5 separate regions of the Homo sapiens genome follow, and all the other regions are linked to region 1. Evidence: chromatin contacts called from ENCODE Hi-C or POLR2A ChIA-PET data. All regions are on one chromosome and are shown on one strand. The core of a region is the stretch at or near the end of the contact, and the rest is flanking DNA. Distances in the headings are between cores, read along the strand shown. Region 1 holds the start of SNRPG (small nuclear ribonucleoprotein polypeptide G). Region 2 holds the start of PAIP2B (poly(A) binding protein interacting protein 2B). Region 3 overlaps AAK1 (AP2 associated kinase 1). Region 4 holds the start of AAK1 (AP2 associated kinase 1). Region 5 holds the start of LINC01143 (long intergenic non-protein coding RNA 1143).

Region 1 (2,537 bases), core at 28-2,527:
TCAACCTCCGGAATAGCTGAGACTACAGGCGCACACCACCTGCCTGGCTAATTTTTTGTATTTTTAGTAGAGACGGGGGTTTCACCATGTTGGCCAGGCTGGTCTCGAACTCCTGACCTCAGGTGATCCTCCCGCCTCAGCCTCCCAAAGTGCTGGGATTACAGGCGTGAGCCACTGTGCCCGGCCGCAAAATTATTAAATAGGAACTTTACCTTTTGTCTGACTTCCATGGGCCTGGTAATAAATGAACTAACTATACACAAAGCCAACCACATGCTACGCCAGAAAAAACTGATCCCTGTAAAAATTTTGCATCCTTTGTGCAATCCAACTAATACATGTAGAATTCCAGCATCAGGAAGTATAAGCAAAACAGAAACGTAGTCAGGAAACACATAACCTGTTAAGTCCACTCAAAAAGTATTTGAGGAATTCAAAGCTTTACGTTGAGTCCTACCTAAAGTAAGGCTCTCCTACTTAAAGTTGTTTGACTTTACTGGGTGTGTAGAAAAAACTTCAAAAAATTAGCCTTCTCTGACTAGAAAAAATTAATGTTCTTAAAAAAAAAGAAAAATGAATGTTCTTATATAGTTTCAACATCAGAGCAAGATAACACATGACATTCAAGCTTAACGTAAAAGAAGGCAAGAAAAAGGAATGAGGTTTCTAAGTAAAAGCTCAAACACCTACAAACACATTTGCTAAGACTAAAGTGGCTTTCGGATTCTGATGCCTCACGTAGTTTTAAAAACACTTCCTTCCCTTCCAGCCCCTCCTTAGTTCCTTCAGAGAATTTCCCCCTCTAGCCGTCTATCTAGAACATGATACTATTCGAGATGTTCAACAAAAGGTAGCACTGGAGATCTTCAAGGAACGAGGGACAGCGCCGGGTGACCAGGGGCCAGACCGCGGGACCTGGAGACTAGTCGGCCGGAAGGAGGTGCCGTGGCTGCCGGCTGTAACCACACCGACGCGCGAGCTCTGCGCGGGCTTCACGTCTCATGCGCGGGAGCCTGGCCGGGATCCCGGCGACCTCGGACCGGAAGAAGAAATGAAGTGAAGCGGCTCAAGACATTCGGCTAACGGAGAGGGAACCAAGGGACTCGCAGGACGCAAATAACTGACCACTTCGGTTTGGCTCTCACACATACTTACTTTTTCAACTCGGGAGGGTGAGCTTTGCTCATGGTGTATACTCCGCGGGCTCACAGATGCCTTGGAACGCAACGCACGGCTTTCCTCACGCTCCCGCTGTAGGCCCGGCGTCTTGCGTCTGGCGTCATCGACCTCGTTAGCCAATGGATTGTTGGCAGTTTTTACATTTCACCTCGCGATATCTCAGCGCCTCGGTCATCGTTGAGCTTCCGGTTATGTCCTCAGCGATTGGCCAGGACGGAGGGGTGCGTCCTCTAGGCACCTTTCTGAATTCCGTTTTCCTTGTACAAAATTGAGATAACGGGTATTCCACCGGTGGGTATCCCTGCTCTTTTTCTTTTCTTTTTGAGACGGAGTCTAGCTCTGTCGCCCAGGCTGGAGTGCAGTGGCGCGATCTCGGCTCACTGCAAGCTCCGCCTCCCGGCCTCACGCCATTCTCCTGCCTCAGCCACCCGAATAGCTGGGACTACAGGCGCCCGCCACCATGCCCGGCTAATTTTGTGTATTTTTTAGTAGAGACGGGGTTTCGCCGTGTTAGCCAGGATGGTCTCGATCTCCTGACCTCGTTATCCGCCCGCCTCGGCCTCCCAAAGTGCTAGGATTACAGGCGTGAGCTACCGCGCCCAGCCGGTTATCCCTGCTCTTGTCTATGGAACAGCCAAAATAAATAAAAATAAATAAATAAATAAAAAAAGCCGGGCGCCGTAAATCCCAGAACTTTGGATCTCTTGAGCCCAGGAGTTCGAGACCAGCCTGTGCAACATAGCGAGACCCCTTCTCTATTTAAAAAATAAAATTGAGATATTGAGATAACGGTCCCGTCTCTAGCTCCTGGGCAAACCCGGCCAATCCCGCATGTCTGTGGATCGTATCGCTTATTTTCTTCATATATACCAATATACCAAATGATAATGATCCCTGGAGGAATGGGCCTCTCTCTATATATGTATATTTTTTTGAGACGGAGTCTTGCTCTGTCGCCCAGGCTGGAGTGCAGTGGCGCGATCTCGGCTCACTGCAAGCTCTGCCTCCCGGGTTCACGCCATTCTCCTGCCTCAGCCTCCCGAGTAGCTGGGACAACAGGTGCCCGCCACCACGCCGGGCTGATTTTTTGTATTTTTAGTAGACACCGTATTTCACTGTGTTAGCCAGGATGGTCTTGATCTCCTGACCTCGTGATCCGCTGGCCTCGGCCTCCCAAAGTGCTGGGATTACAGGCGTGAGCCCCCGCTCCCGGCTGGGCCTCTATATTTTTTTGGCAGGTAACCCTACAGCATACTGTCAGACCAAGTAGGGTTCCCGTAACATGTAAATTAGCAGCCTCTGAACCATTGTAGAGTAAGGTGACTGGGTCTGTCTCCAAGAATTTGAATCTATTTCTG
Region 2 (2,537 bases), core at 14-2,513, 930 kb after region 1:
GAATGTTGTTTTTGGACAGATTCAATGCTGTTATTATCCCTTCATAGGTTGGGTGTGATCGAATCACACTGTGCTGTACAACTAAGTATGTTCTATATTTTATGACAAAGTAGGGTAGCCAGGCCCTTACACTACAAACTCCCAGAAACCCCAGTTAAGCTGTTTAAAGTATAATCCAATTCAATTTACTGAAAATAATAGTAACAAAATTTAAATCCCTTGCTTCTAGTTAGCCCTTTTCAACTGCATTTTCAGCAATTACCACCAAAAGAACTGCATTAGGACAAAGATTCTAGAGCGGGTATAATGGTCAAATGCCATTTGAAGGCAAAAACAGTCTACCAGGAACAAAACATTAAAGTTCCCAACCTTGCCAAACTCCCTGTTCTGCGTATTCTGCCTCTCTCAGTTCACCTTCCAGCTGCCTGGAAGAGGCAAGTGGAAAATGTTAGTTTTCTGGAGAGATGAGAATGGAATTTAGGGGTTGGTAGGGGGTGATGGGCTCACTCACGGACCGCAAGGCACAAGAGAAGTGGCGAACGTCTCCCAGGCAAATGAGGCATGAAGAATGAGGGCTGGAGTCAAGGGGGAGATGGAGCAAGTATAAAAAGGCAGAGGACGCGCAGGGGCCGCGAATAGGGGAAGGGCACGACGCGCAATCCCTCCCGCTCCAGCCCGGGGAGAGGGGCGGGGGATGCCGCGCGGGTCAATTTGCCTAGCATTGTTGCACCTGGGTAGAAATGGGACTCAGGCCAAGAATTCGGTTCGAGTGTTAGGAGGACGCTGAGGGGAGTCAGGAACTTGGGTGGGAGTCGGGGGGAAACAGAGCACCTGTGCGGGGGGGAAAGGGACGAAAACCCCCTATTGCTCCCGAGGGGCAGGGGCTGACCCCAGCGGACGCCCCTTTTCGCCGATGGCCGCGACGTGGGACCCCGCGCGCTTTCCCTCCCTACAGGAGCTCGGGCAGGCGCGTGCCGCCCTTCACAGCCCCGACGGCGGCAGAAAGGGAGGCGCAGGGCGCCCCCAGAGCCGGGAGAACGGCGTTTCCCTCGAGTCCTTTCCCCAGCAGCCCGGGCACCCGAGCCCACCTGGGCTAACCAGAAGCCCCTCCTTCAGATCGTACTCTGCCACTCCTCCGAGAGCTTAAGCCGTTGCCGTAGAGGTCGCCGTCGCCACAACAGTCTCGGCCTTTAGTACCAAAACGTGAAGCACAGCACCCGAGAAGCGCCACTACCACTTGCCAGGTTATCTCTTACTGCACACTGCCTCCTCGCCCCGCCCCCGAACCCAAGCCATTGGTTGCCGGGCACCGCCCCATTCGTCTATTGGGCCAAAGAAGATGCCGTTCGGTCACCTAGAATGGCATATGTGGTTTTTATTGGTCTAAATGTGAAGCAGTGCCCGCCCACTCCCTCAGAAGTTTCAGCTTCTGATTGGTTTTAATGTCTGTCTTTTCTCTTCCTTCATTTTTTTTTTCCTGTGGTGGAACACCTCCTTGAGGGAGATGCCGGCTCTGATTGGCTGAAAGGACGCTACGCTAGCCTGGGATAGGCATTGGGCCAAGGATGCGCCCGGCCCACTCGTGGGGGAGGAGACCAAGGCGCCGCACTCTGGGTTTGTTTACACAGGCTCTTGCTCCCGCTTCGTCTATTGGCTGAGCTGGAAGCCACTGCCACCGAGTTTTGCCTGTCAGCCTAGCAAGGAGGAGGGTGGGGGTGGGCCTCAGTAGGATTTCCCTCAGCTGTCAATTACCAAAGGAGGAGCTTTGATTCAGGCTGCTTTGGACCTGGTGCTATTCTCTGTAGGGAAAATTAAGGAATTGGGCTCCTTGGGAGGCTGGAAGGAAGCAAAGGGACGCTGGAAGGAAGCAGACGGATGCTTCCACGTTTCTAGAAACAAACCTAACTTCTTGAGTGCTTTAAAAAAATAAAACTTGGCCGGGCGCGGTGGCTCACGCCTGTAATCCCACCACTCTGGGAGGCCGAGACGGGCGGATCACAAGGTCAGGAGTTCTAGACCAGCCTCGCCAGTATGGTGAAACCCCGTCTCTACTAAAAATGCAAAAATTAGCTGGGCGTGGTGGCGGGCTCCTGTAGTCCCAGCTACTCGGGAGGCTGAGGCAGGAGAATCACTTGAACCCGGGAGGCAGAGGTTGCAGTGAGCCAAGATCGCACCACTGCACTCCAATCTGGGCAATAGAGTGAGGTTGCGACTCAAAAAAAAATACATCAATAAATACAAATTAAAATAAAACTTTATTGCCTCCCTTGGATTTAGAATGTCCAATCTGCTTGCAAAGGACTTCGAATTGTATTCCACAGGAAGTAGGGATTTCTTTGTGGAGCTCTTACTTTATACATTTTTCTCTCCCCCCCACCTCTCAAGCTGACTGTATACATGACACAAAGTTAGGGAATTGCAGAATGAATGGAAAAAATATAAAAATGAAAAAGATAAACTCAAATAACAATTATAAATATTAGCTGTATACTTTGATATGGTTTGGCTCTGTGTCCCCACCCAAATCTCATTTTGAA
Region 3 (2,537 bases), core at 27-2,526, 710 kb before region 1:
GGCATGGTGGTTCATGCCTATAATCCCAGCACTTTGGGAGGCTGAAGTGGGAAGATCACTTGAGCCCAGGAATTTGAGACCGGCCTGGGCAACACAGCGAGACCCAGTCTCTACAAAATAATTTTTTAAAAACTTAGCCAGGCATGGTGGTGCGCATCTGTGGTCCTAGCTACTCAAGAGGCTGTGGTGGGAGAATTGCTTGAGCCCAGGTGGTTGAAGCTGCAGTGAGCCATGATTGCGTCACTGCATTCCAGCCTGGGTGACAGAGTGCCCTGTCTTTAAAAAAAAAAAAGTGCATTTTTGAAGATAAATCAGTGTCGTGTGAAAAATATTTTTTTAAAGACAAATTTTGGCTTTTGCATTTTGTAAAATTCATAAGCTACTTATTAAGTACCTAATTTACAAAATATGTATTACATCACTGATAAAGTACTTAGTAAATAAATAGCTAAATGCTGATAGAGTCTGATTCAGCAAGCCTGAGTGGGGCCCTGGATCTATTTTTTACAAAAGCCTCACAGACAACACAGATCATCTGCCAGTTTGGGGAACCACTGTCCCAGGATCAGGACATATTTCAGATCTCTTTGAAATAAGAAGTAGAAACTGCAGTATACTGAGAACACTTAGAATAGAATCAGAGTATCTCTATACATGAAAAACCTCCGTGTGTGCGTGTGTGTGCACGTGTGTGTGTGCGTGTGTGTGCGCGTGTGTGTGCGTGCACACATGCACAAGACTAAATTAAATAAACCCTACCAGTGGTTTCGGGGTGGGAGAGGTGGTGAGGAAGTTTGCCCACGCTGGCTCTTTTGGTCTGGGGAAGGAAGCTAATGACTTTGCAAATTCCTGTCCCCTAAAAAGACCTGCTACTGGGGGGTGAGGGCGGAACATCATAACCCACATTCTAAATGGCTATTCAATATTCTACAGAGAAACCTCTTGCCAGCTGTCTGCTCAAGCTAAAAGTTTGAATGTTAAAAAAATCAAGTGAAAGACACAAGGTTAGTCCACACTCCACAAACAGTGTCCAACAAGAAGTGGTGGTCAAAAGGAAGAGAAGAGACAGACTCAGATGTGGAAATAAAATTTTCTGTTCCAAAGTCATTGCAAACTTACAGAAAGAATGCTGATGTCTAGCATCTCAAAACTCTTCCCTGGAGCTCTGAGGACTCTGTTGCTGGAAGTTAAGACACCAGTGAGAGCCCCATATTACCCCTACAGGGTTATATCTGTTGACTGTGCAGTTACACCCACCGTGATCATATGTAACTGCCACAGCCACAGAACTCCTGGCAGCAATTCAAATAAAACTCCACGTGAGAGATACCAAAAGGCAACAGAAAGAACCATCAGGAGTCAGGAGGCCTAGTTGTGGTCCAAGTTCCACAAATAACAAGCTATGACCTTGAGCAAGTCACTATACTTCACTGGCCCTCAGTTTCCTTATTTATAAAGTGAAAGTGAGGGACATAAACATCTCTCACCTTTGGAGCTGGACATTTGCCACATTTTGGTGATTCTTCAGGGATATGAAATACACCAAATAACCTCCGAAATTCTATACAGGGATTTGAATTACTAATTCTTTAAAAGACAACATTGCTTTCACACTGGAGTGTGGTGGTGAGCAGAGGATGGAAGTAAATTAAAAGAAGCTCCCTGACAGGTGGGAAGTAGAGGCAGGAATTAGGGAAGCATTACTTCCTTGGGGATATTCACTCTTTATGCTCCAATCACTCTGATCTCCCTAATATAGGCACATTTTTGAAACCTGAAGGCAAAGAGATTTTCTGTTAAAGATTCTCTGAAAGAGTGTTCAGGAAGTTTAATAATTTCCTTGAAAGTCACTCCTTGTATGTCTACTGTACAAGCAGTACAAGCAGTGTGTCCACATCCTCCTGGGTCTCGGCTTCATGGCTGAAAGTCCAAAGAGCCCGTTCAGCATTAGAGCTATACCCTTAGTGGGTCCAAAGACTCACTCTCTTCACCTGCCACTTTCTTGATATGTGTACAATTTTTTCATCTGATTCTTGGCCCTGAGTCCCTTTAGAGGCAACTCACTAGGTGCCATGAGCATTGTGGTTTGTGTTTCTATTCTAAGTTGACTTCGTTCCACTTTTTCAAGTTTCTGGATATTTTTTCAAGCTACGGATCTTCATCCACAGCACAAAATGTCCACTTAAAAAAATAAAGTGGATTTCTCACTCTTTCCCCTGAATGGAAAAAAAATGTCTTAGTTGTCTCTCCAGGTAAACCTGGGGTATCAGCCATGTTCTGATAGCCAGCTTCACCTGACCACCCTTCCCTAATAAGGAACCTCTTTTACAGAATAATTAACCTTCTACACTGCTCTCCAAGCTAATGGGGAACATCTGCTTAGGAGCCCTCCATGGCTGCTTCATCTCCCTCCCCGCAAAACCCACCCGCCTCCTTCAAGAAAGGCCCTAATGATTCTGGTATAGTTACCTTCTCTCCCTACCCCCTTTAACAATCTAGCATCTTCCTTAAAAAACACAATCAGGGAATCCTAACCA
Region 4 (2,537 bases), core at 18-2,517, 650 kb before region 1:
GAAACCCCTCTCTTCTTAAAAGTCCCCCCACCCTTCAGCCTTCACATCAAGATTTTAAGTTTTAGGAGGATGACAAGCCCATCACCCTGCCTTTGGCATAAAGCTTTACACTTTCACACATACGTTTTCTTGTGTGATCCTCAAAATTTGGCTTCTCAATATTAAAAAAATAAAAATAAAAGGCCACTAACGTAAACAATTTCGGCAACCTCCCCACACCCCCATAAGCCCAGTCACTTTCAAATCTCAATTTTAAATCTCTCAAGGACAATGACTCACAGGGCAAGTGAAGGGGGAAGGGAGGGTCAACTGGTCAAAGCCCATTCATACATGCAACAACTAGAAACCACAGTATTGCCGCATCAGCACAAGATTTTAATTTACGGCGCATTGAGCCCCACCGTACCTTCCGCCAACACCTCGTCCACTGTGACCTGCTGTCGCCCGATGCCGAAGACTCTTCCGATGTAGCCACTGCCCAGGCCCGAGGTGCTGCCCCCTCCTCCGCTGGAGCCGGAGCCCAGGCCAGAGCCGCCCTGCTCTCGCCGGGAGTCGAAAAACTTCTTCATCTTGCGAATAGGGAGCAGCAAAGCAAAATACCGATGGTTTCTAGATTTTTTTTTTTTTTTTTTTTTTTTAAGAAAAGAGATCCAAGGATTTCTTCTCAGATTTCACCTCGGAGAGGAGCCACCCGAATCCGGCCGTGGGGGTGGGGGCTGAGGGAGGATGCCTATAGGAATATGCGTGTCAATCGCGCAGCGGGTCCCCTCCTCCTCCAGAAAGCGATTCGTGTAAGTTTAAACCTGTGATGACAGAGGAAGAAAGAGAGGATGAATCAGTAACACGCTTAAAAATTCAACCGCTGAGTCCTAGGGGGAGCAAAAGCCATCATCCTGGGGAAACGCTTCATGTATTTTCCCGGCGAGAAAAACCGTGGGGCTGAAAACGCGACCCCGGCCCCAGAACCCGGGACCCCCGAGCCGGGAGCTCGGAGAAAGGAGGGATCCGAGCTGCTCCGGCAGCGCCGACCCTCCCGGGCACTGCCTCCCGCTCCTCCCGGGTCTCCCCGCCGCCCCTCGAGGCGGCATCCTGGCAGCACCCACTTGAGACGGCTCGGCGGCCGGCGCCCTGCTACCAGCCCCGCGACATTGTCACGGCCGCCGGGCCGGCCTGCGACGCAGAGAAGAGGCGGCGCTGCAGCGAGAGCCGGGGCCGCGCTCGGCTCCCGCCCGCCCGCCAGCTGATCCCGGGAGCGCCGGGCGGAGACTGACCCGCCGCCCCTCCCCCGCGCGCGCTCCCGCCCGGCTCCATCCACCCAACCAGGAAGTGAACCGCCGCCGGAAGTGCCCCTCGGGGCGGCGCGGCGAGGGACCGGGGCCTCTCCTGCAACCGCCGTTCTGTCGCCACGGATGGGAAGGAGTCGACCGCGAGAAGAGGACTGGGGGAAGAGGGTCTCAGTGCAGACAGAGTTCTGGAAAAGACTGTTGATATCACCCGAGCCGCAGGGCAAGCTGGGAAAGGTAGCTCGGCACAGTCCGGCTGCTGGACTACAAATCCCAGCATACTCCTGGAGGAGAGGGCGAGGCGGCAGCCGTGTGGCCTCCACGGCCTCGAAGGAGATTTGTGGGGTGGCGCGTATGTGGGGACTCGGCAATTTAAACACATCCCGTGAAGAAACTGCCAACAACTAAGTTCCCCCCCCCCCCCCCCCGCTGTATGTTCCACCCTTCTGGAGCCATCTTATTTGCGGCCTGGCCTCCTGGCACAAGGGATTCTGGAGGTTGTGGTTTCCGAACGGATCGAGACTGACACCTGAAGGACGCGGCTTAACCGCTTAGCCCCTAGCGGGTCCTGTGGGTTTCCCGACGTCTCCTGGGCTGAAATGGAAGCGAGAAGTGATCGGGAACATTGTGCTGGCAGTTGGATCCGGCTGCACCGAGCGCCAGCCTTGAAATAAGTAAAACCGATGCCCTTCCGCCCCTAACCTCAAAAGCTGCTTTTGCGTCTCGATGTTATTGAGAGCCGGCTCTGCGGTCAGCTCTGAGCTAGGCGCTGTGAGAACGCTCAGTAAGACAGTGTCTCGTCTGGAAATGTACAGGCGAGATTCAAACCGAGAAACTGCCAAAGGTTGTGTGCAGGGCAGATCCTAGGATACCGGAGACCCAGCCCGTTGGCTTGACCTCAAAACTCGGGGGCTTTTCGGCCCATGCTGTCCCTTAATTCCTCCTCCTTTGCTGACGCTGTGGGTGCGCATCAAAGCCTAAACTTCACTAGCTCCCTTGCACACAAGAACACTAACCCTAACCTGACCAGTTATTTATTTTTCACTTCAAGATTCTTCCATTGATACTTACGTTTCCCTGATACCGTCCAAGTGCTGAGGGCGGGGATGGACTGTGTGATTTGCATCTGCCAAATGCAGAAAATTTGGAAGGTCAGTTGGTACACTTTTCCGACCTAGATTTCCTGATGGATGATGCTGAAGAGTGGCAAGTTGCTGCCAAAAACAAACAAAAAAACCTACCATGATTTATTAA
Region 5 (2,537 bases), core at 18-2,517, 590 kb after region 1:
TCGGGAGTCACCTTCACTTCCTTGCTAAGTCAGGTGAAGCCTTACCTGACTTTCTCCAGGCTGGGGAAAGAACCCCCACACCCCTCACCCACTCCCCGGCTCCCATTGCCTCTTCTTTCCTCTCCCTACCGTGCTGCCCACTTTGCGCGGTAATTTTTGCTCCAAGGGCCTGCCTCCCAGAGGCTTGGGGTGCAGGGAAAGTGCTCTAAGGGTGGGACTGATTTAGTCTGGACATTCCTGACCGGTAGCACCACGCCCATAATGACCCGAAAATAAATGCCTGCGTAAATTGCTTTGGGAAGCGGTTGGGCAATTTATTAAGAGTAGTGAAAATGTCCCCTTCCTGCTGAAACAGTAAGAATCTTGAAGAAATAATCCTCCCCAAAGGAGAAAACTATATACACGAAGATTTTAGGTTGTGTATTATTTTCATACAGAAAAACTGGACACGGAAGAATATCAAGTAATTGAACGGTTAAGTAAATTACACAGTAACATAATAGAGCATTACTCGGCCATTGAAAAGTATACTTATGAGGATCATAGCACATAGCAAATACTGAAGTGTGGCCTCAAGTAGAAAAGACTGAATACAAAACTACATGTTCACCAGGACTAACATTATGCAAAATAAAGATGCACATTTAAAAAAAAAAAAAAAAAAGACTGAGTCTTTTAGGGGTAGCACGGGGATATTTTTCCTGCTTTCAATTCTATTATTGCTGTTCTAGCCATGCGAACAGTGCACAGAGGTTGGAAGTGGCGTCAAGAGGAGTCTTACCATTGTGTATATGACTGTAAAACTGAGAAAAAGAAGGTAATATCAGCCTGGGGAATGCATTTCTAATGGCGGGACTTCCTGCACCTTGACCTGCCAGTCGGGGTTGTGGCCCGGCAGTGGCATTCCCAGGGGGTCTCAGAACAAAACGACGGCCACAGAGTCCACCTGGACAAAAGGGCAGGGAAGGGGCCCCTCGCCCTTGACCCTTGGGCTCTGCTCCGGCCACCCTGAGCCGAAGGCTGTTTGGGTGAATGCGTGGGGTTTCTCCGGCGATCGATCCCTTTGGACTGGCTTCCCCACTAGCAACCTGCGCGTCCCCACCAGAACCAGCCGGCTGGCCGAGCGAAAGCCCGGTTTCGGGAGACCTTGCGGGGAGAGCAGCTGGCCCTCGCCCACCGGGCCGCGCTTTGTCTAGGGCGCGAGTCCGCCCGTTTCCGGCCCCGCCCCTCGCCCTGGTCCCAGTCCGCCCCTCCCCCTACCCGGCTTCCGCGTCTCCGCTCCCGCGCTGCCGGCTTCCGCGGCTTCCCCCACTTCTCAGCCTGCTTCTCTCTCCCCTCTCCTTCCTTTCCTGTCCTTTCACACTCGCGCCCCAGCCCCCGTCACCATCTACCCCAAGGACTTGCAAACTTCGCCCCTGAGGAGCGGACTCTTCGGTTCTCCGTGGAAAATCAACCAGACCCAAAACAGAGGTCCCGGGTTTGGGGATACCACGCCGCGCGCCTGAGCATCCGGGCTCCATTTCTCCAGGCGACATCTGCGGGAAGGGAGACCTAAAGGCCAAGGCTGGGGACGAGAGGCAGGTGCCTGGAGTAGTGGACGGTGGAAATGGCGACGGCGGCCTGCACCCAGCGATCCCGAAAGTGCCCATGTATCCGTCCATCTGGGTTTTTTTTTTTCTTAGATCATCCACCAAGGCCGGGGTTTCCGAGTGAGGCGCCCACTTCGCATCCCACAGTACCGCCAGGTGTGTTTCCCATGAGCTCTTTAAGAGAGAACCCAAGAGCTCTTTAAGAGAGAACCCAAATAATGTGTGAATACCTTCTCCAATAACTTCAAGTCAGAGGCTCAGACACACACACACACACACACACACACACCCCTAAAACATATTTATTTCGTGGAAGAGCGTGTATCCCTCGGCTGTCCTTCCAGCTCTCCCTTGGTGCGTGTGCAGGACGCACAGAAGGGTGGAGTGTGGGTTGCGATTATTTTTACACAGAAGGTGTCACACTCTGGGATCTGTTCCGCAGGGAGGCCACAGGTGCCAGGAGACGCGGGAGAGACTGGCTCCTGCCAAGAACATTTCTTTGCATTGTTCAGTGCGGTTTTTTATTTTTATTTTTGACTGTTTGTTTGCCTAAGAGATGACTTCCCTTGCCAGAAAAAAAAAAGTGTTGTAAAAATAAAAGGAAACGGGATTACGATGTAAAAGACGAATAGATAAACCCGGTTCCGCAGATCTGCGGCGCGCGCGCCTGGCGACCTCGGATACATTCATTGAAGTTGCCGCGCACTCGTACCCGGGTTCACCTCGCCCCTCGCTCATTCCTCCCGACCAAGGCCCATGGTCAGAGGTGTCCTCGCCCCGCGGCCGTCAGAGGGCGCGGCCTACACTCGAATGCCGGCCGAGCCCTCCACGCGCTCGGAACTTGGGCTTCCCGGTGCAGCCTCCCCGCGATCGCAATGCCCGCTGCCTTTCCCGAGCCCAGTCCGGAACCCGCCTCTCTCGGGGACCTTGACCTCGCGCGGACCTCGT

What was found. A loop is a pair of places that touch in the nucleus more often than their neighbours do. ChIA-PET counts read pairs that join two places held with the same protein, here RNA polymerase II (POLR2A). Pooled maps may share reads with other maps.
Region 2: a loop to region 1 is called in a pooled map, with 17 times the contacts of the local background. The contact joins the promoter of PAIP2B here to the promoter of SNRPG in region 1. A Hi-C loop is called at or near these places in 1 of 168 maps with a recorded cell type or tissue (naive thymus-derived CD4-positive, alpha-beta T cell), 3 of 37 single-sample maps with no recorded cell type and 15 of 50 pooled maps. POLR2A ChIA-PET finds 5 or more read pairs at or near these places in 2 of 52 experiments (Caco-2 and activated T-cell).
Region 3: a pooled map shows a loop between it and region 1 (2.9-fold over the local background). The contact joins the enhancer-like site here to the promoter of SNRPG in region 1. A Hi-C loop is called at or near these places in 1 of 50 pooled maps. POLR2A ChIA-PET finds 5 or more read pairs at or near these places in 3 of 52 experiments (A549, RWPE1 and activated T-cell).
Region 4: a loop to region 1 is called in a map of CD8-positive, alpha-beta T cell, with 3 times the contacts of the local background. The contact joins the promoter of AAK1 here to the promoter of SNRPG in region 1. A Hi-C loop is called at or near these places in 4 of 168 maps with a recorded cell type or tissue (B cell, CD8-positive, alpha-beta T cell and naive thymus-derived CD4-positive, alpha-beta T cell), 8 of 37 single-sample maps with no recorded cell type and 13 of 50 pooled maps. POLR2A ChIA-PET finds 5 or more read pairs at or near these places in 4 of 52 experiments (CD4-positive, alpha-beta T cell, activated CD4-positive, alpha-beta memory T cell, activated naive CD4-positive, alpha-beta T cell and 1 more).
Region 5: a map of CD8-positive, alpha-beta T cell shows a loop between it and region 1 (7-fold over the local background). The contact joins the promoter of LINC01143 here to the promoter of SNRPG in region 1. A Hi-C loop is called at or near these places in 3 of 168 maps with a recorded cell type or tissue (CD4-positive, alpha-beta T cell, CD8-positive, alpha-beta T cell and naive thymus-derived CD4-positive, alpha-beta T cell), 1 of 37 single-sample maps with no recorded cell type and 12 of 50 pooled maps. POLR2A ChIA-PET finds 5 or more read pairs at or near these places in 2 of 52 experiments (activated CD4-positive, alpha-beta T cell and activated naive CD4-positive, alpha-beta T cell).

What each region holds. Positions count from the first base shown.
Region 1 is chr2:70,292,463-70,294,999 of GRCh38, forward strand. SNRPG (small nuclear ribonucleoprotein polypeptide G) reads right to left here and starts at 1,278. Exons shown (of 4, transcript NM_003096.4): 1 at 1,156-1,278. The coding sequence starts at 1,187. LOC124906023 (a long non-coding RNA gene) reads left to right here and starts at 1,440. Exons shown (of 2, transcript XR_007086880.1): 1 at 1,440-1,470. RefSeq lists enhancers at 36-943, 960-1,439.
Region 2 is chr2:71,225,840-71,228,376 of GRCh38, forward strand. PAIP2B (poly(A) binding protein interacting protein 2B) reads right to left here and starts at 1,264. Exons shown (of 4, transcript NM_020459.1): 1 at 1,089-1,264. RefSeq lists enhancers at 694-1,194, 1,410-1,549.
Region 3 is chr2:69,581,700-69,584,236 of GRCh38, forward strand. All of the region lies in intron 2 of AAK1 (AP2 associated kinase 1), which reads right to left. Among named protein-coding and RNA genes, the nearest start is that of AAK1, 61 kb to the right of the region's middle. RefSeq lists a silencer at 1,118-1,412. Within about 2 kb of position 1,277, at least 12 of the 41 ENCODE cell types and tissues checked have a DNase peak (open chromatin) inside an H3K27ac peak, as active enhancers do.
Region 4 is chr2:69,642,472-69,645,008 of GRCh38, forward strand. It overlaps AAK1 (AP2 associated kinase 1), which reads right to left and starts at 1,268. Exons shown (of 22, transcript NM_014911.5): 1 at 1,104-1,268; 2 at 407-803. The coding sequence starts at 569. It also overlaps a transcript of ANXA4 not described here. RefSeq lists a silencer at 1,017-1,346 and enhancers at 1,427-1,696, 2,452-2,537.
Region 5 is chr2:70,886,604-70,889,140 of GRCh38, forward strand. LINC01143 (long intergenic non-protein coding RNA 1143) reads left to right here and starts at 1,268. Exons shown (of 4, transcript NR_126384.1): 1 at 1,268-1,577; 2 at 1,683-1,745. RefSeq lists an enhancer at 1,125-1,775.